Regions from separate parts of the Homo sapiens genome. Here regions 1, 2, 3, 4, 5 and 6 are each linked to region 7. A link is an interaction called in ENCODE POLR2A ChIA-PET data of the cell type or tissue named here. Cell type or tissue: MCF 10A. All regions are shown on one strand.

What was found. Peaks named below come from ENCODE experiments on the same cell type or tissue, not always from the same donor. Only the 100,000 strongest peaks of a DNase experiment are listed, where the experiment ranks them.
Region 1: POLR2A ChIA-PET joins it to region 7 with 11 read pairs; 3 of 35 experiments call an interaction of 5 or more read pairs at or near these places.
Region 2: POLR2A ChIA-PET joins it to region 7 with 13 read pairs; 7 of 35 experiments call an interaction of 5 or more read pairs at or near these places.
Region 3: POLR2A ChIA-PET joins it to region 7 with 22 read pairs; 7 of 35 experiments call an interaction of 5 or more read pairs at or near these places.
Region 4: POLR2A ChIA-PET joins it to region 7 with 32 read pairs; 4 of 35 experiments call an interaction of 5 or more read pairs at or near these places.
Region 5: POLR2A ChIA-PET joins it to region 7 with 42 read pairs; 4 of 35 experiments call an interaction of 5 or more read pairs at or near these places.
Region 6: POLR2A ChIA-PET joins it to region 7 with 18 read pairs; 4 of 35 experiments call an interaction of 5 or more read pairs at or near these places.

What each region holds. Positions count from the first base shown.
Region 1 is chr5:172,885,321-172,889,320 of GRCh38, reverse strand. ERGIC1 (endoplasmic reticulum-golgi intermediate compartment 1) reads right to left here. Exons shown (of 10, transcript NM_001031711.3): 2 at 561-622. Among named protein-coding and RNA genes, the nearest start is that of MIR10523, 28 kb to the left of the region's middle. In MCF 10A, no CTCF peak of the experiment used is centred here; a DNase peak (open chromatin) is centred at 2,170.
Region 2 is chr5:172,798,849-172,802,848 of GRCh38, reverse strand. No RefSeq gene overlaps it. Among named protein-coding and RNA genes, the nearest start is that of DUSP1, 30 kb to the right of the region's middle. RefSeq lists a cis regulatory region at 1-592. In MCF 10A, no CTCF peak of the experiment used is centred here; DNase peaks (open chromatin) are centred at 38, 1,438 and 2,468.
Region 3 is chr5:172,981,804-172,985,803 of GRCh38, reverse strand. ATP6V0E1 (ATPase H+ transporting V0 subunit e1) reads right to left here and starts at 2,033. Exons shown (of 4, transcript NM_003945.4): 1 at 1,840-2,033. The coding sequence starts at 1,943. RefSeq lists a silencer at 1,979-2,158 and an enhancer at 1,924-2,218. In MCF 10A, a CTCF peak has its summit at 1,344; DNase peaks (open chromatin) are centred at 955, 1,293 and 2,093.
Region 4 is chr5:172,867,659-172,871,658 of GRCh38, reverse strand. All of the region lies in intron 1 of ERGIC1 (endoplasmic reticulum-golgi intermediate compartment 1), which reads right to left. Among named protein-coding and RNA genes, the nearest start is that of ERGIC1, 35 kb to the right of the region's middle. In MCF 10A, no CTCF peak of the experiment used is centred here; DNase peaks (open chromatin) are centred at 1,138, 2,338 and 2,968.
Region 5 is chr5:172,902,910-172,906,909 of GRCh38, reverse strand. All of the region lies in intron 3 of ERGIC1 (endoplasmic reticulum-golgi intermediate compartment 1), which reads right to left. Among named protein-coding and RNA genes, the nearest start is that of MIR10523, 10 kb to the left of the region's middle. RefSeq lists a silencer at 2,010-2,304 and enhancers at 1,127-2,326, 1,807-2,764. In MCF 10A, a CTCF peak has its summit at 3,831 (motif pointing right); DNase peaks (open chromatin) are centred at 1,819, 2,119, 2,879, 3,829 and 1 weaker place.
Region 6 is chr5:172,897,835-172,901,834 of GRCh38, reverse strand. The region is part of intron 3 of ERGIC1 (endoplasmic reticulum-golgi intermediate compartment 1); the gene reads right to left. Among named protein-coding and RNA genes, the nearest start is that of MIR10523, 15 kb to the left of the region's middle. RefSeq lists an enhancer at 1-99. In MCF 10A, no CTCF peak of the experiment used is centred here; DNase peaks (open chromatin) are centred at 574, 1,624 and 3,994.
Region 7 is chr5:172,731,625-172,735,624 of GRCh38, reverse strand. No RefSeq gene overlaps it. Among named protein-coding and RNA genes, the nearest start is that of DUSP1, 38 kb to the left of the region's middle. In MCF 10A, a CTCF peak has its summit at 2,279; DNase peaks (open chromatin) are centred at 1,834 and 2,304.

The DNA.
Region 1 (4,000 bases), 150 kb before region 7:
CCAATTCCTCTCCCAGGGGCAGCTACTGTTTTTTTTTAGATGGAGTCTCGCTCTTGTTGCCCAGGCTGAAGTGCAATGGTGTGATCTCGGCTCACTGCAACCTCCACCTCCCTGTTTCAAGCGATTCTCCTGCCTCAGCCTCCCGAGTAGATGGGACTACAGGCATGTACCACCATGCCTGGCTAATTTTGTATTTTTAATAGAGACGGGGTTTCAGCATGTTGGTCAGCCTGGTCTCGAACTCCTGATGTCAATTGATCCACCCGCCTTGGCCTCCCAAAGTGTTGGGATTACAGGCGTGAGCCACCGCGCCCAGCCTGGCAGCTACTCTTGACAATTTCTTTCATGTCCTTCCAGATGGTGCCTGTGCCTTGAGGGGTTACAGTGAGGATAGAGAGTAAGTGAGGAAATGCTTGAAGGGCCCCCGCAAGATGCTCAGCATTTCTTTCCTCCCTCCTGTCTTTCCTTCTTTCCTCCCTGGCCCAGATGATCTGCACAGAGAGAGCAGGCACAGGCAGTGGAGATGGGGCAGAGGGCATGGCCAGAGGTTGGCTACTCACTAATGGCCCCGGTGTACGTTGGCTGCGTAAGGTCCTTGGGCACCTTCCTGTAGATGTCAAACCTGTGGAGAGCAAATGGAACAGGAGTGAGGTGGGCACAAAGGGTGGGTCTCAAGGCAGCAGGCAGTGGTGCTGGCTTGTGTGACACATGGTTCAACAAACCATGGTTCTTCCCACAGTTTTTCTGCTCTTTCAGGACACTTTCTCCAAGATGCTTCTCTGATGGAACCCCTGCTCCCCACAACACCCTTAGATCACATCCCCTTGTCATCTCTTCTTCATAACATTTCTTTTTTTTTTTTAAACAGGGTCTCGCTCTGTCACCCAGGCTGGAGTGCAGTTGTGCAATCTTGGCTCACTGCAACCTCTGCCTCCCAGGTTCAAGTGAGTCTCGTGTCTCAGCCTCCCAAGTAGCTGGGACTACGGGCATGTGCCACCATGCCTGGCTAATTTTTGTATTTTTGGTAGAGACGGGGTTTTGCCATGTTGCCCAGGCTGGTCTCGAACTCCTAAGCTCAACCGATCTGCCCACCTTGGCCTCCCAAAGTGCTGGGATTACAGGCGTGAACCACCAGATGACCCTCCCACTCATCGGTGGGTCTTCCATCAGAGTGTAACTTCTGCGAGAGCAGGGGCCTAGTTAGGTTTTGTTCCCTGCCACGTTCCCAAACCCTAGCATGGGCCTGGTGCAGAGTAGGCACTGGATAATTATGGAATGTATGGAACCCCTGAATCGGGGGTGACTCTGACGCTAGAGGAAGCAAGGAAACGCACAGCCCTGCTCGAGTTATGTGACGATGCTGCATTCTTGCTCCACGTCACCTCTCCTCCCCCTCTTCCCTTTCCTGCCTCCTCCTGTTTCCACTCCGGCTGCACCCCCCAGCTCCTGCTGTCTGCCTCATGGAGACTCTTCTTAAGAATGCTAAGGCATGAGGTTAACAGAAAGTCCTGCCAGGAGCCCACGGTCTTAGCATCAGCTGGTGATGGCTCTGGTTCCTGTCTTGTGTGATTTCTTTCCCTCACAGAAGCAGACAGATGTCTTTCTTTCCTATGGATCCCACCAGAGCACAGGGAAATCGTGTGGTGTAGTGGGAGAATTCAGGGTTTTGGAAATCAGACAGACACAGGTTTAATTCTGGCTCTGCTTCAGCTATTTAAGAGTTAAGACCCTGGAATCAGACTACCCTGGTTCAAATCTCGGCTGGTCCTCTCGTTCACCATGTGACCTTCAGCAAACGACTTCACCTCTCGGAGCCTGTTTCCTCCTTTGTAAAAATGGGACCATTAGTACTAGACCCTGTGAGGCCACGGAAAGGAGTGAGGGAAAGAAGTGTCTGTAAAGGATGTGACGCAGAGAGCTCGCAGGGGAGGCTCCCCACACACTTGGCTTCGTTTCCTTCACTTGAACCTGCGTAGCAGACAGTTCTCCCACAGCAGAGTTTGATCGACAGAACCCTCCTTAGTCCACACGGCATCCCAGCTCTCAGACAGAACTTGACTTGCTGGAGAGGCCGGCGGCTCCAGCCCTTGGGGGTGACAGGCTGGTGTGCGGTTCCTCTTTGGTGATTGGGAAACAAGAGTATGCCCAGCTAAACCCGACGCAATGCCTTGGAAACCTTGCGTAAGGGCCGATGCTTGAATCAGTGTGCTCACCCTAATTACACGTGAAACATGCTCAGTTTCCTAAGACCTCAGGGGAGAAAAATTCCTGCGGGCTGCCAAGTTCAAAGGTACCACTTTCTCTGCCGCCTGCTTAGCTCCCAGTCACCTGTGCTTGTGCCCCTGAGGGTACTAGAAGCTGGGGCTGGGGTGTGGTCGGGAGGTTGGGGGTCTCTGCAACTCACCTGTCCATATTTACTCATATCCCTTAGTCAGAAAGTGGGGGCCGCTTTAACACTGAGAGGTGTGTGAGAGGTAAGAGCATGTGCTGTGGAATCAGATGCCTGGGCTCAACTATGACCACTACTGTACCACCCTGGGACCGTCACTTAACCTCTCTGTGCCTCAGTTTCTTTGTCTATAAAGTGGGGGCAACAACAGTAACTATCTCACAGCATGGTGGTGAGGCTCAAATGACTGAGCACATATAAAGTACTTAGGCAGAGCCTGGCACCCCAGAAATGCCACGTGGATATTTGTGGTTACTATTATTATTAACGCTTGTTTGACAAACATTTACGCAGTGCCTACTAACACACCCCCTCTTTTAGGCCCTTAGGCAAGGAGATAAAAATCAACCCTTGGCCCAGTGAGTTTGTAGTTTAGCGGTAGAGGCAAAGAAAGGGAAGGAGAAGGTAGTGGCATCCTCATCACGAGGTGCTGGATTAACTCAGGAGGGGGTACCTGACTTGGCCTGGGGTCCTCGGTGAAGCTTCCTACAGGGGGTGATGTGTGCACAGAGCAGGAGGGGGAGAAGATGGATGGGTGGAGGGAAAGAGCAGCCCAGGCAAGGAGAGGAGCAGAAGCAAAGACAGAGTAGGACCGAATCTGGGAAGCTGGGCGCTGTCCTCTCTCCGGCACAGGGTACAGCCCGATGTGCAGGGAGAGGAGGACGGAAAACTGGGGCGGGGCTGGAGGAGAGGGTCCTGAGGGCCAGGCTGTGGCTAGGGAGTCTCACACCAAGTGTCGATGGGGGCCGGCGGGCGGTCTACTGTGGGAGACTGTGAGAGGTCAGCAAATTTGGGAGGTAGGGGTGGGGAGAGGGAATGGAGAGAAAACAAACCAGCAGGCGGCCATCACCGAGCCCCAGCTGACACCTGCCAGGTAGAGATGCGGGCTCAGGAGGCCAGACCTTCTGAGTGTCCAAGAGAAGCCAAAAATGTGGAATTTTACATGGAAGTTCACCATTCTCAAATGCTGGGCCAACACTCTACAGGACAAATGAGACGCGTCTGCAGATGACATGAGGCCTGGGGCCTAGGCGGTGACCATTTGAGCGGAGAGGCCTTGCGGAGCTGGAAGAGGATGTGGTCCGCCTCGTGTCATAGGAAGGCCAGCCTGGGCCAGTGGGGAGGGCATGTGGGTTCTCCTAAGACTGGAGAAATGAGCAGCAGGAAAGGGCTGCAGCGGGAGGGGTCTCGTCCTCACTCCACCCCAACTTCGTGTTAGACCTTCAGAAAATCCCTGGCCCTTGCTGGGCCTCAGCTTCTCTGAGTATGAAATGAGGGGGTGCACAGGGGATCTAAAAGTTCCCATGCAGATTAAAGCATGACAGCCGTGTCCTGGGGCTCGATACCCCAGGTGGCTAACAGCCCAGCTTTTGTCCAGGTCACCATCAGGGACCGACAAGCAGAAACTGGGCCTCGCAGTTTAAAAAAATACAGAAACTGCTGTACACGATGGCTCTTGCCTGTAATCCCAGCACTTTGGGAGGCTGAGGTGGGAGGACTGCTTGAGAATAGGAGTTTGCGACCAGCCTGGGCAGCATAGAGAGACCTCAT
Region 2 (4,000 bases), 67 kb before region 7:
AATCTCCTCTTCTTATAAGGACACCAGTCATTGGATTAGGGCCCACTGTGATGACTCATTCTAACTTAACTGCCTCTTTAAAGGCCTTATCTCCAAATACATTCACATACTGAAGTATTGGGGGTTAGGGCTTCCACATATGAATTTTGAGGGGGTAGCAATTCAGTCTATAACACTGTCCCAGTTCTTCAAAAGCCTGGTTCTAGCTGGGCATGGTGGCTCACACCTGTAATCCCAACACTTTGGGAGGCTGGAGTGGGAGGATCGCTTGAGCCCGGGAGTTTGAGACTAGACTGGGCAACAAAGTAGGGCCCTGTGTCTACAAAAAAACACAAAACAAACAAACAAACAAAATAAAAGTCTGATTCCTTCCTCCTCAGGATCTAAATATTAGCCTCAGGTGACTTCACTTCCTGGAAGCCATCCCTGGTCACCCCCATCCCATCAGTCCCTCTGTACCATAAGGCCCTGCTGATTTTTTCCCTTATGTACAATCTATTGTTACCACATTTGCCTATCTGCCTACTTGTTTATTGTCTATATCCCCTAGTGGTATCCTGGCAAATATTTAACATCGGCTTTTGGGTGCAGGATGGTTGTGGGTAGTGGGGAGGCTGCCTTACAGCGTCTGCCAATTTCTGTGGTGTAAACATACCCACTGTGGCCAATTTCAAACTACCAAAGTGATGTCACATGGCTGTCCAAATTCCTGAAAATCTAAAACAACCTGTTCTTGTGAGCAGGTGCAGTCTGGCTCCAACTCTCCCACTACCAGGTAGACTCCACTGAGGGCAGGAGCCTTGCCTTCTTCTTCGTAGTCAAGTCTCTAAGGTCTAGGACAGTTCCTAGATCAGAAATATGGCTCAACAACTTGAATTCATTCTTGAATGAATAAGTTAAATTCTTAATCCCAATCTGAAGACCTCCCATGAGTTTGCCCTTTTGGCCACCCTCATCTCTTTGCTGGCCCTTTGGCTGCCTGGGCCCCTTTACTCCCCAGATGTTGTGGTGCACCCCTGGCTATGTCCAGGTTCCCCAAAGGCCACATGTCCTTTCACTCCTCTCTTCCCAGACAGCCCTGAACCTGGATGACTTCTATTAGCCTTCCAGATGCAGCTGATGGCAGGCAATGTTTTTCTTAGCCCTGTGGGGTGACACGATCCCTGGGCTCACCAATTCCCTGGTGCCACCTTCTCTCTGGCCCCTGATCATGGTGGCTGCTTCTTCCTCTGCCTCCCTTGGGGCTCCTGACCCAATTTCCTGGCACACAGCAGGGCTCATGTGAGTAAGTGAAGGCATATGGCAGAATACCAGTTATGGGGCAGGGGTAGAATTGGTGCGGTGGGGAGTACTCACCTACGGCACAATTTGACCAAAGGCTGTACTCGCCCTGAAAGAATGAAGAAATTCTCCATTCATGAAAGTATGAAGAAACTGATGAGCAATTAAATGCCTGAGCCCAGAGTAATGATGATTAAGGAATGCTGGAAAAGGCATGATTACAAGGCTCTGACAGCATTTGAAAGTTCTAAGTTCCAGTGAGTTCAGGAGAGTGCTTTGGGTGGGCAGGGCCTGACTGTTATCAGAGGATGCTAGGCCCCTCGTTCCTGACCCATTAGATCACCAAGAGCTGAGAGTAAGGCAAGTTGTCACCATTTGTGCCCCACCTTACCTCACTGCATTTTTTTTTTTTTTTTTGAGTGGAGTCTCATTCTGTCATCCAGGCTGGAGTGCAGTGGCACTATCTCGGCTCACTGCAACCTCCACCTCTCAGGTTCAGGTGATTCTCCATCTCAGCCTCCCGAGTAGCTGGGATTACAGGTGTGCGCCACCATGCCTGGCTAATTTTTTTACATTTTATTTTTAGTAGAGAGGGGGTTTCACCATGTTGGCCAGGCTGGTTTCGAGCTCCTGATCTCAAGTGATCCACTCACCTCGACCTCCCAAAGTGCTGGGATTACAGGTGTGAGCCACCGTGCCTGGCCCTCACTGCCTTTTGAGAAGCAATTTGACCTGAAGGATGAGAAGGACCATGGGAAGATGTGGGGAAGGGGGTTCTTGCTGGTGGGTTCTTAAGGCAGGAGAGTGTGTTCTGTAAAATGGGATAACAATAAAGATTGCCTCCTACAGTGACAGAGAGGATGAAATGAGATATCATCAGCACAGTGCTTGGGACAGAGCTTGGCTTCCGGTAAACACTCACTGAATGCGGGAGGACAGTGTTCGCATGCGTTTGGCCACCAGAATGTCACCTTCCTGAGGCAGGGTCTCTATATCTGTCCCAGCTATATTTCCAGAGCCTAGAAACAGTGCCTGGCACCCAGTCGGCACTCAATACATGCTTGTTGAAGGCATGAGTGAGCTGATTACATAACCATCTTCTGGTAACAAACCCAGGGAGAGAGCTCCAGTGCCCCGGCGCTTGGTTCCCACGGCTCAGTGCCGCAATCTGTTTATTTCCCCACTCACCCTGCGCAGCCCTAGCAGGCAGTGACTGCACAGAGCTGATGACTCGGCCTAGTACTTCTCTAAATGCTGCCTGGGGCTGGTGGAATCTCCAGGGCCTGGCTCATCAGGGTGAGCTGATGACTTGGGGCCCAGTGCGGCCCACTTTCCCGTTAGCTCAGCCCGGGTCAGCGGGCTGGCTCAACCTTCGGGTTCTGTCCGGGGAAGGGAACAGAACATTCGGCCCCAGGCAGGAAAGACGTTGCACAGGCCCCTGAGAAGCGAGCCCTGGCCTGTCCCACTCCACTGCCTCTCTTTGTTTGTAGCTCACTTCTCTCCTCCCTCTGACCCTGAGGCTGCCCTCATCCTGGAAGATGATGGGGCTGTCCCGAGGAATATAGGCTTAGAGCTGGGGGCAAATTGATGGACGATCTAACAGTACCAATGTGCTGGACCCACGCTCAATCACTTAACTGAGCACTTACTCTGTGTCTGTTCCTATGCTAAATGAAAAGGTTGAATTTCACTTACTCTAAAGAAACACCCAACTATTTCCCAAATACTCTGTTCTTTGATGCCGCTCGGCCTTCACATGGGTTGTTCTTGTTTCAAATGCCTTTCCTGGTAAGTACTCAACCTTCAGCACCCAGCTCCTCTATCACCTCCTCTCAAAAGCCTTCCCCAGCTCACCCAAGACAGTAAAACCACAGTCTTTCCTGGGACCCCCAACATTTAGGCTTGCGCGTCTGTCTCGCACTGCGCCGTGGCACCTCCAAAGCCCAGGCTGGGCTCCATTCTTCTCTTGATCCTGGGGGTCCTTCTCCATGCCCAGCACACAACAGGGGCACTGCAGATGTTGGCTCCTCCCTTCCCAGTCCCTGGCCACTTCCTTTCCATCTCTGTATGCCCCTCGTCCCTTTGTCTGTGTATCATATTTTTGTTTTCATTCTAAGAACAATGCTCATCCTGTTATAGTTATTTGTTAATGTAAGTGGAATGACACAAATGAATCAATGACATTTGTCATTGTCTGGCAGGACACCACACAGGAGGTGTTCAATTATTTGCCTAATAGAATCCATGGTCACCTCCAGCAAGAAATCATCAGAATAGGTAGAGAAGGAGAGGATGAGGCCAGGACAAGGAGGAGAACAGAAGGTGCTGGAACTAACATTTTCTGACCTATGTGTGTCAGGCGTGTTTCATTTATTTCTCACCATAATCCTATTATGATCACCCTTCTTATGGATGGAAAATGAAGGCACAGAGAGGTGAGGTGACTTGCCCAATATCACACAGCAAGTGAGTGGCAGAGCTGGGGTTTGAGCCCCGTCTACCAAGCCCCACCCGTTGGACAGGGAAGGTGGAGTGTGCCTGTCGCAGAAGAGTGCGCAGAGAAGCAAGGAGAGACTGCAAGACACTGCAGGGAGAATGAATGGGTCAGACCCAGACCCCGGGCTGCACAGTCCCTGCCTTCCAGATGTTCTCTGTCATGGCTCCCCGGACAGATGCCCCCTGGCCCGTAGAACCGCCCCAGACTCCTCCAACACACTTA
Region 3 (4,000 bases), 250 kb before region 7:
ATATATCACTAGCTGGTCAAATACCTGAATCATGACACTCTCTAGGGCTAAGTGGAAACAGGATGGGTTTCATTACCCTGGATAATGGCAATGACATCCCAAGGAAGGGGAGAGAATGGTCTTTAAGAAAGGAATTGTCAGTGCTATTAGTACATTAATAAATGCTTCTTTGAGTACAAAGGCCATAAAGGCAGACAGTAGGGTAATGAAACAGTTGAAGATATAAACACAACAAAGAAGCACTTTGTTGTTCGCTAACTCCAGTAGGAAAAACAAGTCTAATTAACTTTGGTAAATACAATTGCTTTAATAATGCCAGAATTCTGACTCTGTCCATCAACCTCTATAGGTAGGAGAGATGACCCCATATAACTGGTGTTACCAGGGAGGAGGAACTTGATACTTAAAAATGATAAAAATTCATCTACCATGTATCTTTTAAAAAAAAATAATTTTAGACTAATAAAGCAAATGTATCCCAGGGAGCAAAAGGGGTTCAGGTCACAAAATATTAGGGAAGTAGTAAAAATCTTTTTCTTTCTTTTTTTTTTTTTTTTTTGAGACGGAGTCTCGCTCTGTCGCCCAGGCTGGAGTGCAGTGGCGCGATCTCGGCTCACTGCAAGCTCTGCCTCCTGGGTTCACGCCATTCTCCTGCCTCAGCCTCCCGAGTAGCTGGGATTACAGGCGCCCGCCACCACGCCCGGCTAATTTTTTGTGTTTTTAGTAGAGACGGGTTTCACCGTGTTAGCCAGGATGGTCTCGATCTCCTGACCTCGTGATCCGCCCGCCTTGGCCTCCCAAAGTGCTGGGATTACAGGCGTGAGCCACGGCACCTGGCCAAAAATCTTTTTCTTTTAATAAAGACAATAGAACTATTCACTCAACAGGTATTTATTGGGTGCCTCCTGTGCATACAAGGTACTATGAAAACCAGGCACTATGAAGCCACCAATTAGGTTCAAGAATAAAGCAAGAGATGGTGTTTCTGACAAACTGACTTCAGTCGAAGTTTCACCTCTCATCATCTTGAACTGAGAAAAAAATGACTGAGAAGCAAAAGAGGAACCAGGAAGAGGGTGTTCCAAGGCTCCTTTGAAGATTAAGCCTCTATTTTATACTACAGTTAAAAAGTTTAATTCCAAAAGAGACAAAGCTCTAACCAACAAAGAAGTCTGGAAAAACAAAATCTTTCTTAGCCAATCATTCTAAGCACTTCTTACACTCACATACAAGAGCCGGAGCGCCCTCCAAAAGGCATGACGCAGGGGTTTCTCAACAATACCTCCTGCTCTTTGGTAATTAATCTCGCTTTAGATCAGGCCCCAACCGCCTCCTGGCGCCCACTAGATGCAAGGCCTGGGCTCAATGTTGTCGAAGGAGCTTGTTCTGTACGCAACCGCGACAGCATGGGAGGCAGAGAAGCCAATTTCTGTTTTATTTATTTGATCCTTAAGTTCAGGCAAACGAGGCCTCATGTGGGTGGAAGGCAGGGCTAAAGGGGGACAGTCGACTAGGGACAAACCCCAGTTTCTCCCAGATTCGGCCTGCTCATTTCCGACTGCACCTCCCCACACAGGACTATGATGAGAAAAAATTCCCCTGAAACTCGTTTCCAAGGGGGGTCCACCAAAGGTCACCCTCCACTCGCTCAGGCCGGAGGACACTGAAGCTGCTGCGAAAAGGAACACAAGGAGTTCCGCCGGGTCGGGGGCCTGACTCTGCAGCGCGGGGGGCGCCCATGCAACGTTCTCTGACCCGTGTGGGGGTCGTGCCTTTCCCCGCCCCGGCCTGCTAGCTCCTCACCGCCCGTTCCTCCCAAGGCGGGCCTCACGCACTTACCCCCGGTTAGGACCCTTAGGGATGAACCAAGGCACCAAGAAGCCGACGAAGCCCCAGAACACGCTCATCACAATGAGAGGCACAGTGAGGCCGTGATACGCCATGGTCGCCGCCTGAGCGCCAACCCCTACCCCGTCGCCTCACTCGGATCCCACCAGGAAGTGTCAATAGCTGACCGCGTGACCAGCGTGTGCAAGCCCCGCCTCCCGCGCCCCCACGTGACCCGCGCGCCGGCCTCCGCCCCTCGGGGAGCCCAGAGGCAGAGCCCCGCCTTCGCCTGGCTGTCTCCTGGCTGCAGCTCCTTGGAGGCATGTCGCTCACCCCAGAGCTAGGGATTCGGTCACCCGGGGCTCAGCAAAGTGTTCTGATGAGAACTTGGCCCTTTTAGACAAAGAGTGTAGTTATCTACAGCCTCATCTACTTATGCAACAGACATAGAGAACTTAACAATAGTTGTCCCTTACTATTCTGAATTCCCGTGTGCCTGGCACTGGGCCATGATCTTTAAGTTCATGAGCCCCAGGCCGGGTGCGGTGGCTCACGCCTGTAATCCCAGCACTTTGGCAGGCTGAGGCAGGCGGATCACTTGAGGTCAGGAGTTCGAGACCAGCCTGGCCAACATGGTGTAACCCTGTCTCTACTAAAAATACAAAAATTAGCTGGGTGTGGTGGTGCGCGCCTGTGGTCCCAGCTACTCAGGAGGCTGAGGCAGGAGAATCAATTGAACTCGGGAGGTGGAGGTTGCAGTGAGCCGAGATTGCGCCACTGCACTCCAGCCTGGGCAACAGAACAACACTCTGTCTCAAAAGAAAAAAAAAAAAGTGCATGAGCCCGTGTTGAACTCCTCACTTCAGCCTATGAGGTAATTGTAATTATTATCCCCACTTTGCAGTTGAAGAAACTGAGGCCCAGGGAAGAGGATAAGGATCTTGCCCAAAGTCACATAGTAAGTGGCAGGGCCAGGATTCAACCCCTGATTATCTGATTTTCAAGGCCAGAGCTCTTAACTAGCGCACCACTATTTATCTTGTGTGCTGTGCCAGGCTCTGGAGTTACAGAAGTCAATCAGGCACCCCTGAGGGAGTTCACATTCTGGGGAGCAGATGACCTTGCAAACAGGCGACTCAATGCAGTGTGAAAGTAAGTGGACGACCCTGCAAGGCTTTCTACCCAACTCGTCCTTGCTGAGCCTTGAAAGACAAGTAGAAATTAGCCAGAATGGTAAGAAGAAAAACAGGCCAGGCATGGTGGCTCACACCTGTAATCCCAGCACTTTGGGAGGCCGAGGCGGGCAGATCACCTGAGGTCAGTAGTTCAAGACTAGCCTGGGCAACATGGTGAAATCCCATCTCTACTAAAAATACAAAAATTGGCCAGGTATGCACCTGTAGTCCCAGCCACTCAGGAGGCTGAGGAACAAGAACCGCTTGAATCCCTGGGAGGCAGAGGTTATAATGAGCTGAGATCGCACCACTGCACTCCAGCCTTGGCGACAGAGTGAAACTCTGCCTCAAAAAAAAAAAAAAAAAGAAAGAAAGAAAAAGAAAGGTAAAACAGTTTTGTTTGTTTGTTTGTTTTTTGAGACAGGGCCTTGCTCTGTCACCCAGGCTGGAGTGCAGTGGTGCTCCATAGCTCACTGCTGCCTGGAACTCCCGGGCTCAAGCCATCCTTCTGCCTCAGCCTCCTGAGGAGCTGGGACTACAGGTGTGCACCACCACACCAGCTAATTTTTAAAATGTTTTGTAGAGACAGAGCCTCGCTATGTTGCCCCGGTGGGTCTTAAACTCCTGGCCTGAAGGGATCCTCCACCTCAGCCTCCCAAAGTGCCGGGATTACTGGCATAAGCCACCGTGCTGAGCTGATAAACAGGGCTTAGAACGCTTGCTGAGAATTTTCACATATGTTAGTTATAGTATGCGCCAAGCTTGGAATAGACAAGGAAGCCAGTTCTCAGAGAGGTTGAGGAGCTTGATGATAAAGCTTACAGGTGAAAGCAAGATAGAAAGCAGGTCTTTAAATGCAATGTGCTTTACCAGGGACCATGGTTTCCTTGCAGTAGCCACATTGCATTAACTCCTGATTTCTTTCATCAAGTAGAATGGATTCCTGTATTAAACGGGAAACTGGACCAATAATCTTCAACATCTGTACCAACTTTTCG
Region 4 (4,000 bases), 140 kb before region 7:
CATCCTCTAGTGCTTACTGTGGACCACACACTGATCTAGGTGCTGGGAGCACATCGGAGGTCAGACACAAATCTCCCAGTCTTCACCTAGATTATCTCCTAGTGGGAGAGACCAACAGTGAATGAACTCATATATGTCAGTGCTGATAAGCGTTATGAAGAAAAATAAAACAGGTTAAGGAAATAGTGTAATGCCAGGGCCCTTCGGATGGGGCTCATCAGACAAGGAGATCATGACATGCAAATGGAGATCGGAATTAAGTGAGACAACAGCCACAGGGATAGCCAGGGAAGAGCATTCCAGGCAGAAGGGACAGCAAGTGCAAAGGCCTCGAGGCAGGGAGCGTATCTGGCAGGTTCCTGGAACAGCAGCGAGGCTGATACAGCTGGAGTGGCCAGTGAGGTCAGAGGTCTCGGGCAATTGAAAACTCAGCTCACGCATCCCTTTCTCTGAGAAGCCATCTCCAATCAGCCTCAGGCCGGATGAAGTGCCCCCACGGGGACCTCTGCAGCCCCTGAGGTCTCCCTGTTACTACCGGGCACATGCGATGATTGATGTCACTGAGCATGCGTGGACTGCATTCACAAACAACAGCACGGCCCACACTGCCTCATTAATACTATTGGTGTCTTCCCCTCAAAGCTGTGAATTCCTCAAGGGCAGGAGGTTGTCTTACGCATCTTGGGGTTCCCCAGGGGCTGGCACTGTGATCTGAAGTGGCGAGCATCATCTTTAAGCAGCAAAAGGCCCGCTGAGCCAGGGAAGACTGTGAGTCTTTCCTGAGCCAAGAGCTCACCTGAGCTGTGCAGGCAAGTACCCTCGGGGAGCCACTTGGCTTCCTCACCACCCACCAGCAATGAGGCTTTGCAGAGGAGATCCAGGCAGGCAGGCGGGGAGGAAGGGAGTGGCTGCGAGAGGGAGGGAAGGGCTCTGCTCCCCGCTCCCCCTGCTAAATTTCCCATATCTGCCTCAACTTGTGCTTTCTTCAACAGTTCATGGCATAACTGAGCCCCTGCTTTGAGGAAAGCCCACATGAGAAAATAAAAATGTAAAACTAATTCATCAGGCAGTTATGATTCATAGAGAGGAAACACCTTTCCCTCTGAAAGAGATTCCAGGAAACGTCAGCATCCCAAGTGAGTTAACAGACCGGAGCGTTGGTCATCTAGCAGCTCACATCAGCAAATGAGAGACAGCCAGGCCTTACATGTGGGACAGAAGTATACTTGTCTGGAGTAGAAAAATGCCTACTGAGAATAGGCAGGAACTGGAAATTAGAGAAGTGGGCTGGGTGTGGCCTGTGGCAAACTGTGGAGTCCATAGAAAGCCTCCCAGCTTGGCACATGGCTGGAACCAAGGGGTCCGAGGGCAGCCCGTTAAGTGAAACCAGAAATCTGGGGAATTAGGTAAAATCACCAATTAAAAAATGATGGCAAGTGTTTCAAAAATAAAATAATACGCAAAGCAAAGGAAACACTTCTGTGGGTCAGATTTGGCCTGAGTATTATCAGTTTGTGAACTTGGCCTTAAATCTTGAACGTGAAGTATTTTTGTATCAGAATAGTCAGTAGAATGAAAGATACAGCAAGAAGAGAGAGAGAGACATAAAAGTTATAGAGCCAGAAGGGAGCTTCAAGATCATGGAGTTCCTGTGTGGTCAAGAGGTTTCATCTCAGGGATCAAGTCTAGTGGCTGCCAGGCTGGTAAGGCTGAGACCCAACTCTGTTGGAGCCCTGAGATAGATTAGCAATGTCTGCCAAGGACATGGGAATAGGAATATTTGCTCTACACTTTCTGGGTTTGATGAGTCCAGATGCATCTTAAAGGCAAAAACTGATCCAGAAAGCTGTACCAAATTCCCTAATGTCACAAGGAAGAACGGGTGTCCCATCTGGGGCTCTTCTCATGACACCCCCAGATGCCCCTAAACATTTTGATCTGCAGTCTACCAAAAACTTATCTTGGAGAGAAGCCATCTCTAAACCAATAATGCAAGTGGATAAGAAAATTTGATTTTTACAGTGATTCATTTTCTCCATGACTTCTTAGAGACAACATCTTTTCTAAATAGCAAGGAGAGTCTGAACCCTGACAAAGCCATCTGAGGCTGCTACCTCTGGCACACGAAATATCCCAGCTGAGGGACCTGAGCCCAGCCGAGGGGTCTGGCGCCAGAGGGAGCCTGGACCCACCAGAGAGCCATGGCTTGCCTCCCAGCTTGGCCCTCCCCATCCCACTCGGTGTGAGTCATGGCTAGCGACTTCAGTGTGCTGGCTGCAGAGTCCTCAGTTTTACTTGGCTCCTGAGCAAAATGTACTTTTCCAAAGGACACTCATTCAACTGAAGCTGAATTTTGCAATTCCCTGGCAGGGGTGAGGCCAGCCTCCCCTGAGCACACGCTGTCCTGGGGAATGGGGACCAAAGAATGTTGTTGTCACCCCCCTCACCTCCTCCTTCCTCCTCCCCAGGGGGGAAGATCTGTCTATACACTGGCAGAGCCCTGGCATGCCTGCCATTCCCTCAGCCTCTGCTAGTCACCCAACAGCAACCATTGCCTCCCTCCAGCTCCCCACGCAAGGTGCACTCCTGAACTGGATTTCAAACTGCACCTGACAGCAGGCCTGGAAGAACCACTGGAGAAGATGATCCCACAGCTAAGCCAGCCCGGGAAGCCCCCGCAGAGTGCAGAGCCACGCCCTGCTGCACATCACTGCTGGGGGTTGTGGTGGCTCAAGCACCAAGTGCATCGTGAACCTGTTTTTCTTTTTTCCCTCTTTTAAAACATAGGCTATATTTTTAGAGCAGTTTTAGGTTTACAGCAAAATTGAGCAGAAGATAGCGATTTCCCATATCCTGCCTGTCCCCACACATGCACAGCCTCCCTCACTATCAACATCCTGTACCACAGGGTTCATTTGTTATGATTGATGAATGAACACTGACTCATCATTGTCTCCCAAAGTCCATACTTGACATCAGGGGTCACTCTTGGTGTTGTACATTCCTTCGGTTTAGACAAATGTCTAATGACACGTATCAATCACTGCAGCATCACACACAGTTTCACTGCCCTAAAAATCCTCCGTGCTCCGCCTATTCATCCCTCCCTCCCGCAACCCCTGGCAACCGCTGATCTTTTACCGTCTCCATAGTTTTGCCTTTTCCAGAATGTCACAGAGTGAAAATCATATGGTATAGAACCTTTTCAGATTGGCTTCTTTCATTTAGTAAGAGGCATGTAAGGTTCCTCCATGTCTTTTCACATTTTTCTAGCTCATTACCTTTCAATCCTGAACAATATCCCACTGTCTGGATGAACCAGTGTGCTTGGTATTTCAATCCCCACGGATTTTCAGAGCCAGGGGCTCTGCTGTCTCATGCATTAGCTGCATGACTTTGGACAGATTTTTCTCTGAACCGCCAGTGTTTTACATCTGTAAAATGGGGTTAAAATACTGCTTACCTCACAGGAGTAAGGATTAAATGCAGAAACGCATGTAAGGCTTGAATGGCAGCTCCCAGCACGTAGCAAGCGCATGGTGGATGTGAGCTGTGATTATCATCATCGCTAGCGCTGCGACTGTCACTACATTCCTGAGCTTTCTATGGCTTCTCTCTTCTGCAGAGCAGCATGGAGGGGAGTAGAGACAACCCAGCTTTCGGCTCAAATCCTGACTCTGCTAAGCAACTGGCTGAATCTCTTGGAGCCTCAGTTTACTCATCAGTAAAATGGGGAGGGGCATTACGTCTCCCTCCTAGGGAGATTTTGAGAAACAAATGAGATCACAAATTGAAATGTAGAAAAAACCCTTGGCATTCAGTAGGTGCTCAAAAAAGGTCAACTGCTCACTGTGAAGGAGAGGTCCTCTGTGCTTCCTGTGAATAGCCCTGCTGAGCGCAGAATGCAGGGAAGGGAAATGGTGGGTATATTTGCAGATGGAAAGGGAAATCTAGACCCACTGCCCAGCACCAGGATTGAGAGCCCCTCTGCTGGTTCATG
Region 5 (4,000 bases), 170 kb before region 7:
GGTGTCTTGAGGCATCCCCAAGTAGCTGCTGGATGTCTGATGGCCGCATCTGATTCCCCGATAATGCCCCCCACCCAGAGGGAACCAAATCTAAAGGCCTGGCCTAGGGGGCGGCTGAAGGGGCAGTGCTTCAGGTGGCTGGGCTGTGGTTATTTTAAACATTTATTAGGCCCCTTGGGTCCAGTCCCTAGGCTATAAATAAAAGAGAACTGCCCTATCTAAGCAATGAAGACTCCAAGAGAGCTTTGTAAATGGCCACATCTTAGGGAAAGAATGAGTCAGACCAAGGCAAAGGAATTTCGTTTTTACTAAGACCACATCTTTGCGCCCCTAGCACCCGGTGTGATGCTGTTCACAAGGAACGGTGGGCTCTGAAAAGACACCTGGGGCTTCTCTGTGGGGCCCACAAGGATATTCCCAGAGACAAGAGTGCAACAGATGGGCCTCCACTCGTTAAGCTGGGGGAGGCCTACTACGTGCATTCATGCTGTCCCATGTGCGCCTGTGAAATGCCCTGAGCCCCATCTTAAAACCAGGGAACAGGCTCGGAGAGGGTGTGTCCCATCCCCGGAGTCACATGCTAGGAAATGGCCGAGCTAGAATCTCAACCCAGCCTTTCCACAGCTCAGGCTGCCTCCCAGCCCTCTCCTCAGCATCAGGGTCAAGGAAGAAAATGAAGGAGGGCCCTGGTCCTGGGAAGCCTTAGGATGGGAGAGGGGAGACACGGACCTGCGCTTGACCTTGCTTGTAGTGTTGGCCCCAATCAGAGGCCACCAAGAGCAAAGGAGCTGGAGGGAGAGAGGCAAACAGGAGCCCAGGAGGTTATGACAGACAGGACTAGCTGGATTTCCTAGGCCAAATAAGAATTCCTAACCCTAGCTGGGGAAGGTGACCACTCCCACCTTTAAACACCGGGCTTCTAACTCAGCTCACACCTGACCAATCAGGTAGTAAAGGGAGCTCACTGAAATACCAATTAGGCTAAAAGCAGGAGGTAAAGAAACAGTCAAATCAGCTATCGCCTGAGAGCACAGGGGGAGGGACAATGATGGGGATATAAACCCAGGCATTCGAGCTGGATTGGGCAACCCCCTTTTGGTCCCTCCTTTGTATGGGAGTTCTGTTTTCACTCTATTAAGTCTTGCAACTACACACTCTTCTGGTCTGTGTTCCGGCTCGAGCTGAGCTTTAGCTCGTGGTGCTGATCGCAGTCGTCACAGACCCACCGCTGACTTCCACCCCTCTGGATCCGGCAGGGTGTCCGCTGTGCTTATTCAGCGAGGCTCCCATTGCCGCTCCTGATCGGACTAGAGGCTGGCCATTGTTCCTGCGTGGCTAAGTGCCCGGGTTTGTCCTAAATGAGCTGCACACTAGTCGCTGGGTTCCACAGTTCTCTTCCGTGACCCACGGCTTCCAATAGAGCTGTAACACTCACCGCATGGCCCAACGTTCCATTCCTTGGAATCCGTGAGGCCAAGAACCCCAGGTCTAAGAACAAAGACCCGCCGGTAACAGGCCCGAGGAGGATCGGCCTCCCTACAGCCAAATGCTCTGCCTGGCCTTCAGCACCCAATTTCTACCCCAGCTGTAATGTGCAACTCTGGAGAGCTGTTGAGTAATGAAATTGCTGGGTGATTAACACACAGTCAACTAAGGAGAGCCTGGGCTTCCCTTCCCAGCCAGGAAGCTGCCTGAGACTCTTCCTTGAAGCAACTCACCTTTCCCACCTGGCGAGGCTGGGCCTCCGCACAGCACTGAGGGATTGTGGGATGATGTCATCCACTGGCAACCCTCTGGAGGTGACCTCAGCCAAGAGCAAAGTGAATCCCAGGTGTGGCGCCAAGGTGAGCTCACCCACAAGGCCCCAAGAAGCCTCTCCCAGGCGTGGGTCCCTGTCTTCCTAACCAGAATAAGCAGAGAACAGGCTCCGCAGGGCTAGAGGGCCACCCAGAACAAGGGGGCTGCGGTGCTGGGCAGGGACGGCCTGAGGCGCTCTGGCCAGGCTGGTTATGTAAGGCCAGAACTGGCTGCTCCCAGGCTCCTTCCTGGAGGGCCCCAGGCTGTGAGATAAACACAATTCAATCACCTGGGCTGCCTGATGAGGTCAATAAAGCCGCCTTCGCCTTCGTGTCCAAGGCAAATGTTCCAGGGCTGCTGGCTTCCTGCCACCCCAGCCAGCGCCACGAGCTCACCCACAACCACCCCATGGCAGGGGCCTGCCAAGGCTAACTAACTTCATTGGCTAGGGCTGAACTGATTTTAAAAGGCCAACGGGCTGCCAGAAATCAACCCACCTGGAAGAAAAGGAAATGTTTTTTGTGGATTCATTGTGGTTTGAGGACTTCCATGGGCCTGACTCCCCTGTCACCAGTGTGGGCAGTGGGAAGGCCTATGGGGGCAGTGGCAGACCGGTGTGGGCTCACCTCCTGGCTCTGCCACTTAGGAGCTGGGAGACCTAGGACACACTGCTTCACCTCTCTGAGCCTCAGTTTCCTCATCTGTAAAACTGGAAAAGCTTTCAATCGGTTCGAAAATCAGCAAAATTAATCTATGGCAATGGAAGTCAGAATAATAGTGGTGGGGGCTACTGACTGGGAGGGGCTCAAGGGACCCTTCTTTGGTGACAGAATGTATTATGTCTTCATCAGAGTGATGGTTACGTGTGTAAACACAGGTGAAAATTCATCAGGCCTCTACCTTAATATTTGTATGCTTTGCTGTATGTAAGTTACACATACCTCACTAAAATAAGAAAATAAGAAAGGAAAGGAAGGAGGGAGAGAGGAAAGGAGAGAAAAAGAGGAAAATAAGGATAAAGATTCCGTCTACTTCACAGGGCTGCTGGATGACTGCCAGGTCAAGCTGTTGGCTGCCCCAGGGCAGGAGAGTGAGTGAGTGTGTGTATGTTAGTGTGAGTCAATGTGTGTGTGTGTGTGTGTGTATGTGTGAGACTCATCTCTCTCTTGAGGGCCGATTCCACACCCTTCTTGGTAAAGAAAATACAGCAGTGCAGGGGAAGCCTAGGCTACCAGGGTTCGAAGCCTAGGCTACCAGGGTTCAAAGCCTAGGCTACCAGGGTTCGAATCCTGGCTCTGCCACCTCTTGGCTGATTGACTTGGGCAAGGGGCTTCCCATCCATCAGTTTCCCCAGATGTAAAATGGGGACAATCATAGGGGTTGCTATGGGGTTGCTGAGAAGATCAAATGAGAACAAGAGCAATGCTAAGTGTGGTCTTAGTAAACAGTAAGTGCTCAATAAATGTCCATGGTTTTTATCATTATTATTAATATCGATGCTCAAGGAGTTGATCCAGTGTTTAATAAGGGTACTATTCTCCCTTCACGTCGATGAAACCAGGCTCAGAGGAGCACAGCTGGCTGGCCAAGATCATAGGACCAAGAGGAGGCAGAGGCAGGATCTGAGCCCAGGGACAGGGGGCCCAGAGCCCATGCTCTTTCCAAGGCATTGCACTGCCTGGATGGGATGGGAATCGGTGAAAAGCTGAGGGGCCGGTGGCCCTCAGTGGACATGTGATGCAGGCATCCTAGTCCTTTTTCATAATCTTCAGGTGTGTCCCCTCCCACCAGGGCCCAGGTGCCTGCAGGGTACAGGGGTGCTTAGGGGTCCAGTTGCGTCTGTCCCACAAGCCTCTCCCACTCCCGTCAACACCCCCAGGACGAGGGCTCCCTGAGCCTCAGCACAGAGCGTGTGCTCACAAACTTCAGTGGAATGAGCCTGAGTGGAGGAGGGAGTCCTCAGCAGAACTCCCAGGATGCAGGGAAGGCACGCGCTGGTGGAGCAGTCGGGAGCACATTCCAGGTGGGGGACGCCAGATGGCGTCAGGGAGTCAGGCGAGTGCGTGGGAGGGTGGGGGTGTGGGTGGACAGTGGCCTTGTAGGGAGAGGTACGCAAGGGCCTGGGGAGGTGTGGGTGGGGGGAGTGTAAATGGAATGTGGTGGAGGGCCTTGAAATTCTAGTCTGAGGCATGAGTTCGATGAC
Region 6 (4,000 bases), 170 kb before region 7:
GAGCCCAGAAGTTTGAGACCAGCCTGGGTAACATACAGGGAGACCCCTGTCTCTACAAAGAATTAAAAAATTAGCCAGGCATGGTGGCTCATGCCTGTAGTCCCAGCCACTCGGGAGGCTGAGGCAGAAGGATCGCCCTGGAGGTCGAGGCTACATTAAGCCATAATTGAGCCACTGCCCTCCAGCCCGGGCAACAGAATGAGGCCCTGTTTCAAAAAACAAACAAACAAAAAATAAAAATAAAAATAAAGTGCTGACCTAGGTGTTGGCATGCACACTATAAATCCATGAGTTATAGTATGGAAGGTACCATGAGTTATATTACATTATAAACTATCAGTGGAGAGTTCCAGTTACTATATTTTATTAGTATAAATCCTCATGAGGTTAATAATTATTCAGAGCAGTCAGAGACTGGGCAGTCAGAGGCTGGAACATTCTGTGGCCAGGTTGCCTGAGGAGGGGCCTGCTCCCTGAAAACACGGAGTTTCAGAACACTCTGTGGGGCCTCTTTCCCAAGGATAATTAACGGCCTGTCCAAAGCCAGGTTGGAGCCCAACCACCCAAACAAATGTGCCTCCCCCTCACCCCCCACCAGGCCCAGGCCAGAATAAGCGTCTTATGTCACTGATAACCACAGGCTGGGGCTGGAGCCATGTTGATCCAACCAACGGTGACCTCATTTCCTTAAGTTACAATCTCATGGTGGCGGGAGGGGGCACTGACCCCACTGTGGCCACAAACCTGCCACAGAGGGCCAGCCACCCAGAAGACGAGAACTGTGACCTTCAGTTGTTCCCAAACCTGTAGGGCTTCCTGGGGGCCACAAGCTTCTGACAACTGGAAGACCCCAAAGATGTGATGCTTTCTCCTCTCGATTGCTCTGTAAGTCTTAGGGCTCATCCTGCGGAGGCCCTTCGGGCAACTCCTATACCTTAGTAAGGAGGGAAGGGGACATTAGGGTCACTGCATCTTCATAGCTGGAGCATCTGGCCTCAGCTCCGGACAGATCTCTCTATTCATCTCTGCCTCCCTCCCTCTCTCCAGCCGCTGACTTAGCACAGGGTTGGACTCAAGGCAAATGCTCAAAAAATGTCCTCATGTTTTTTTTTGTTTTTTTTTTTTGAGATAGGGTCTCGCTCTGTCTCCCAGGCTGGAGTGCCGTGGTGCAATCATGGCTCACTGCAGCCTGGATCTCTTGAGCTCAAGTGATCCTCCCACCTCAGCCTCCCAAGTAGCTGGGACTACAGGTGTGTGTGTCCACGGCTAACTAATGTTTTTAAAATTTTTTTGCAGAGACAGGATCTCACTGTGTTGTCCAGGCTGGTCTCGAACTCCTGGGCTAAGTGATCCTCTGGCCTTGGCTTTTCAAAGTGCTGGGATTACAGGTGTGAGCCACTGCACCTGGCCCCCTTCCTCCCCTCATCCCTAAGCTTTGTACCTCTCCAGGGACTCGGTGGGATCAGAGCGTCCGGGATGCCGCTGGGAGAGAGGGAGAGGAAGTCCTGGCACGGGGGAATGGGGAGCAGTGGGAACACACTGTGCTCTTCAGAAAGAAGCAGCCCTGCCCTTGGGAAGCTGCATGAGTTGTCTGGGCTTGCTGGAAGGGCCCTTCCCCAATGCTCCCGGGCATTCTGCGGGTGGGGCCCCACCTGCTCGAGCCTCAAGCTGTGACGTCAAAACTCACTTGTTGGCAGCCCATTGCCTCAGTGCCCCACCTCATGTGGGATGAGCTGGGAATGCCACCCCACACGCTGTCAGCAGCAGGCAAGAGAGGCATCTTCTTAACTCAAAGCGGAAGAGGGGACAAGGAATTCACATTCCCTGAGTACTTATATGCCTGGTGCGGAGCGGCCTTAAAACCTTTTTAGAGTTAGATGCAGACTATGTAGGAAATGAATAAATGCACGAAGAGATATGGACCTTATGATATTAAAGTATAGCCGCACTATATTAAGTTAGCTTTCAGCTAAATAATCTTGTTTGATCCTCATAAAATATCATGTACCTGCAGCCATCTCATTTTCTACCTCCTGCCCTGCTTTAGTTCTTGTCTTTGGAGTACTTGCCCCTGATCGATACAGTCTAGTTTTGTTTGCTTGTTGACTGTGTCTACCACTGGCGTTTTCAGCTCCTCCATGTGTGGAGCCACAGAGCAGTGAGTGTGCAGGTCCAGCCCTGGGCTCCACGAGCTCATCATCAAGAAGTGAGTCCCAGGCTAGGCGCAGTGGCTCACGCCTGTAATCCCAGCCTGGGATTACAGGCTGAGGCGGGTGGATCATTTGAGGTCAGGAGTTCGAGACCAGCCTCACCAAAATGGTGAAAGGCTGTCTCTACTAAAAATACAAAAATTAGCTGGACATGGTGGTGCTTGCCTGTAATTCCAGTTACTCAGGAGGCAAAGCACAAGAATCTCTTGAACTCGGGAGGCGGAGCTTGCAGTGAGCCGAGATCACGCCACTGCACTACAGCCTGGACGACAGAGCGAGACTCCGTCTCCAAAAAAAAAAAAAAAAAAAAAAAGAAGTAACTCCCAATTCTACCTGGCAGCTCAGAAGGCCTGGCCCCTCTCCGTCCTGCCTGCTCTACCTCCTACCCTCTCCGCTTGCTCACTTTGACCTGGCTGATTGGCCTTCTTCCTGCCTTCACATACACCAGGTCATCCCTGCCTGAGGCCCTTTGCACCTGCTGGTGTCCTGCCCACAGCACATAAAGCCACCTGCCTGGTGCCTGGTCTCAGCAGATGACACATGTGTGCCTCTGTCACCTTGCTCAGAACATGACAGGCCTGCCAAGCCAAGCAGGTCCCCTCCTAGAGGGTGGGGTACAGCCTGCAGAGGCCAGTGGGTGCCTGGCATACAACAGGTACCTCATAACATTAGCAAGTCTCAACCTCTTGCCGCTCTCCCTGCTTCGAGCTCTGATTCATGATAGGGTGATCCTAAGATGTCCAGTGACTGAGTTGTACAGAGGGGAAGATGCTTGACTTGGACATGGCCATCTCCCATTAGAGGCCTGGGGGGAATAAAACCCCTTCTTCGAACCCTGCATGGCCACAGGGTCATGTCTTGGGAAGCAGACCAACCTCTCCCAGAGCTGGAAGGGAGCTCTGACTCTGGTCTACTCTCCTTCATTTGGCTACCAATACTGAGACCCAGAGGGGTTCGGCAACTTGCATAGGGTCACACAGCAAAGTAGTAATTAAGCAGAGACCTGGCCCTGGGTCTCCCAATGCCTTATCTTGTACTCTTCCCACCACTGTAAAAGGTCCCCTGGGCTTTGGCGCCATCAGGGTTAAAACAGGATCAGAGTGACCAGGAAAGGCAAACTCTCCCATGCCAGGGGAGGGCTGAAAGGTATACCCAGAAACAAGGTGAGACCAGCCCTCCTGTCTCATAGGCCTTTCAGTGTGCTGGTCAAACACATGTGGGCTAGGGAGATAGGCAGGGCTGGGAGCCAGCTCCTAACTGTATGGCTGTGGGCAGGTCCCTCCACCTCCCTGGGCCTCAATTTCCTCTTTGTAAAGAGGGGGCAGCTCCCTCCTGAGGCTGTTTGAGAACTAAAGGTGGTAATGCTTGTATAATGAGAGTCTTCTTGGGCTAAGCAGCTATGTATTTAGTTTCCTATTGTCTTGTGGCTGAGTGGAGGCAAAGGAAACCAAGAAATCCCATTAGTGAAAAAGAAAATTCCAGTGTTGAGCAGGAGAGTGGGTGGCCAGGGCCGAGCTCCGTGATGACTTTCCGGGCTGTAAACACAGAAATGAAGAGGCTTTGAAGCCTCAAGCCAGTGCCAAAGGCAGGAAGCTCCTGGGTCTAATTCCATCACAGAGGGGCGTCCGATGAGGTCGTGACTGCATAATCCTAATGGCATTCTGTTACACACACCCCAGAGCGTTTACTAGGTTATCCAGACAACAGATAATTCTAGGAATCAGGAATGGTTTAACTCTGCGTCAGCCACTGCCAGGAAGCCTGCACCGATTCCTCACCAAGTGTGGGCC
Region 7 (4,000 bases):
GGGCTGGAACCCTGCCCATCTCTGGGGTTTGCCTCTGTGACCCTGCTCTGTTCCCACCTTCCCCACCACGGCCTCCATCCCTTCCTGCAAGTGGATCAGCCCAAACCCTGGAGCTGTGTTGATGACTTTATCTCCCTCCCACCTAGGCCTGCCTCGCAGCTCTTCCTCCAAAATATATGCTGGCTCGGCTGCCGCCCACCCCTCCAGGGCCCACCCCTCAGGACTGCCCAGTTGTCTCTCGCCTGGCCTCAAGTCCCTGCTGGGCTTCCATCCTTGGCCACAAGGCAGCCAGAGGGGTCCTTTGAAAATATGGCTCTGAGAGTCCCACCTCCCCAACACGCTTGGGGGACACCTCCAATGCCTGGCTGGTACACCAAGCCCTAGCTGCTCAGGCCCTGCCACCCCCTCCCTGCCTTCACTCTCTTTGCTTTACCCTGCAGGCCTCCCTCCCAGGTGCCCGCAGAGCCTGGGCACCTGCCCCACAGTGCCAGCATCTCCCCCAGGTCTCTGCCCAAATTCACCTGCTCAGAGAGGCCTTCCCTGGTCTCCCCAACTGGCCCCCATACACACAAACACACACACACATGCACACACACATACATACACAAATACACATAGATATACACACAAACACACACTTACACATACATACACAGGCACAGCATACACACACAAGTCCACATACATACAATATGCCGTCATAGAGCTTACACTTTAGAGAGATGGACAATATTGTAAAGTTTATAAATAAGTGATTTGTGCATTTCATACATAAAATTAAAAAAGAATATAATTTTGGGTGGAAATAAGCACTTTAAAAAGCTAAGGAGGTGGCTGGGCGTGGTGGCTCACACCTGTAATCCCAGAACTTTGGGAGGCCGAGATGGGTGGGTCACCTGAGGTCAGGAGTTCAAGACCAGCCAGGCCGCCAACATTGTGAAACCCCGTCTCTATTAAAAATACAAAAATTAGCCAGGTGTGGTGGCCGGCGCCTGTTACCCCAGCTACTTGGGAGGCTGAGGCAGGAGAATCGCTTGAACCTGGCAGGTGGAGGTTGCAGTGAGCCAAGATTGCGCCACTGTACTCCAGCCTGGGCAACAGAGCAAAACTCTGTTTCAAAAATAAATAAATAAATAAATAGGAGGGAAGCAATAAAGAAGAGACTAAGGTATATATGTCACACACACACATACACACACACACACAGCCTAGTCCCCTCTTCATCTGTTTTCTTAGTTTTTTTCAAAGTGCTCATTTCCACCTGAAATTATACTCTCTGATAATTTTATTTATGAAATGTATAAATCAATTGTTTCTAAGCTTCACAATATTGCCTGTCTCACTGAATGACAGCACAAATATCGTCTGCAGGAGAGAAGGAAGGAAAAAGGAAGAAAGGAAGGAGGGAAGGAAGGGAGGGAGGGAGGGTGGATCAGATCTGGCTGGGCAGAGACAGCAAGGAGGGGAGAGGTGAGCCCGTGCGGGGATATCTGGGGAACAGCCTGGTCTGGCTGGCTCAGAGAGGGTGCAGGGCACTGTGGGACATGAGGCTGGGGGATGACTTTTGGAACAAAATGTGTGGAGCCTTAAATGCCAGAAAAGAGAGCTGTGGAACCAAGGGGCAGATATGCGTTTTTGACCTTAAACCTTTTTCCTCACCCTGGAAGGCAAGTTAGTGTCTAGAAAGAACAGCGGATTCCTCAGGGTCCAGTCCTGTAGAGCTGCTCATATTCCAGCCTCCAGCCCACAGCCGGGGAGGGTGTGGACTCGGGGAGCTGGGGCCAGGGAGGAACTTGCAGCGTAACACCCTCTGGAATGCTGTGGCTGCAATTAACTCGCTCCAGATTCACTCAGTTCCCGTCAGAACATGAAACCAGAGGGAAAAAACCCATGAGGCCCGGACTGATCAGCACAGAACTTAGCAACCGCACAACAAGCTGCAGCTGACCCGTCCCTGGAGCTGAGGTGCTTTCCGGCCAGGCCCAGGGGTTAGGAGCTGGGAGCTGATCTGCTGCTTCTGGCTGGCTTGAGGAGCCCGAGGCCCACCCCAAGACCTCAGGAGGTCCACCTGGCCGGCGCCAGTTGGGTGAAGCTGTGGCTCAGGCTGGACACAGAACCACAAGGGCTCCTGGGAATGGCTTCACTTCCCCATTCCACCACGTGGAGAGACTGAGAAGGGTATTGTTGGCTGGTCCCTGCTCCCAGACTCAGTCACCCTGGACATCCTGGTTTGCTCTGCTGGTTCATGGGTTCACTAGCTCCACACCCTTGCCAGGAGCCCACAAGGGAATCTGGGACTTCAGAGTTTTAGCAATATCCCAATCATCCGGGCATTTCTCAGTGACTCACAGCCTCCCATCTGCTCCATCATTACATCTGGAGGGCCAGGAGCTTGGCCAGCTCCTGACCCAGTTCCTCCATCCTGCCTCCTCTCTCCCAGGCCAGCTTCACACTTACTGGGCCGGCGTGATTGTACCATAAAATATCTCAAGCATATGGAAAAGTTCAGAAAATCATGTTTCGGCCAAACAGCCGTCACTCCTGTTTAATCCTTAATGATCTGCCTGATTTGTTTCAGGGGGTGATGGTGGGGTGTCCCCAGGCCTGTCTGGGGAGGAAGCCCACCAGCAGAGCTAGAGAAGGCTCTGGAAGGGGCAGTATCTTTGTGTGCATTCCAATGCCTATCACATCCGTCGTGGATGTCTAGCAGGTCTCTGACAATAGGCCTGGCATCATAGTAGGTCCTCAGGGAGCAGTGGTTTTCCTGATAGTGTTGCGTCCCACCTGAAAGCCAGTGAGGCAGGCAAGTAGTCTGCAAATGAGGAAAGAGAAGCCCAGATTGGGGCTCAAGGTCACTCAGCCAGAAAGGGGACCAGGACAACGAGCCAAGGCCTTGTTGGGAGCAGAGCGATGACAGCCACTGATGGGCCCCTCTTCCCCCAGTGCCATCCCTTCCTGGGGGTACATGGAGGAGGGCCATCTCCAGGATGAGCCCTTCGGAGGGGAGGCTGAGGGCACCATCCAGCTGGAGAGCAGGGCTTGTGGGAGAAATGGCCTGGATTTCTCTGATGCAGCCATTTGGGGGATTGGAGGCAGAGGCTTCTCCAGGGATGGGGGTCTCCAGGCTCGCTCTGACGACCCCTCCCTCCCTCTGCAGCATCTGTAGTTGGGTCTGCTTGAAACTGCTCCTCGCCCTGCCCGAGTGACGGGGAGTCAGAACAATCTCTTTACAGCTGGGGGCCCAGAGGAGGAGTGGGTCTGGGGCCCAGAGGAGGAGTGGGTCTGGAGCCCAGAGGAGGAGTGGGTCTGGGGTCCAGAGCTCGGGGATGCCAGTTCCCGCATCTGTTTGCTCGACTCCAGAGTGCCTTGACCTAGTCCATAGCGGTTCAGTGCAGCTCACTAAGGATGGCCACCCGTGCTATCCTCCAAGCTGTCACAGGTACCAGGTAAGAGGTAGGGCAGTGGGAGGGGGGGATCCTTCTGGAACCCCAGTCCCCAAGATGGGAGTCCCTGGCCACCACTTCTGAGCTGTGTGGCCCCGGACAGGCAGTTTCTCCTTACTGAGGCTCAGTTCATCCTGTGTGCGCTGTGGGGGTGATGAATGTGGCACATCCCTGGCACCCCAAAATGACGGCTCTTATTACAGTGGAAAGTCCGGGCACACCTGCTACCCTCCCCCCACTGTGTTGTTCTAGAACATTGGTTCTCAAAGTGTGGTCACCGCACCACCCGCAACAGTGTTGCCCAGGAACCTGTTAGAAATGAAAATTCCCCGGCCCCACCTCAGAACGACTGAATCAGAAACTCTGGGGTGGGGCCCAGCGCTCTGTGTTGAACAAGCTTCCTGGGGATTCAGATGTGCACTCAGGATTGGGGACCACTCCTTTAGGTCATCCACATAACCACGACACTTCCCTGCTCTAAACCCTTCCATGGCTCCCAACTGCTTTCTGGATAAAATTGAAAGGCTCTAACCAGCATTCAAAGCCCTCCCCTTGTG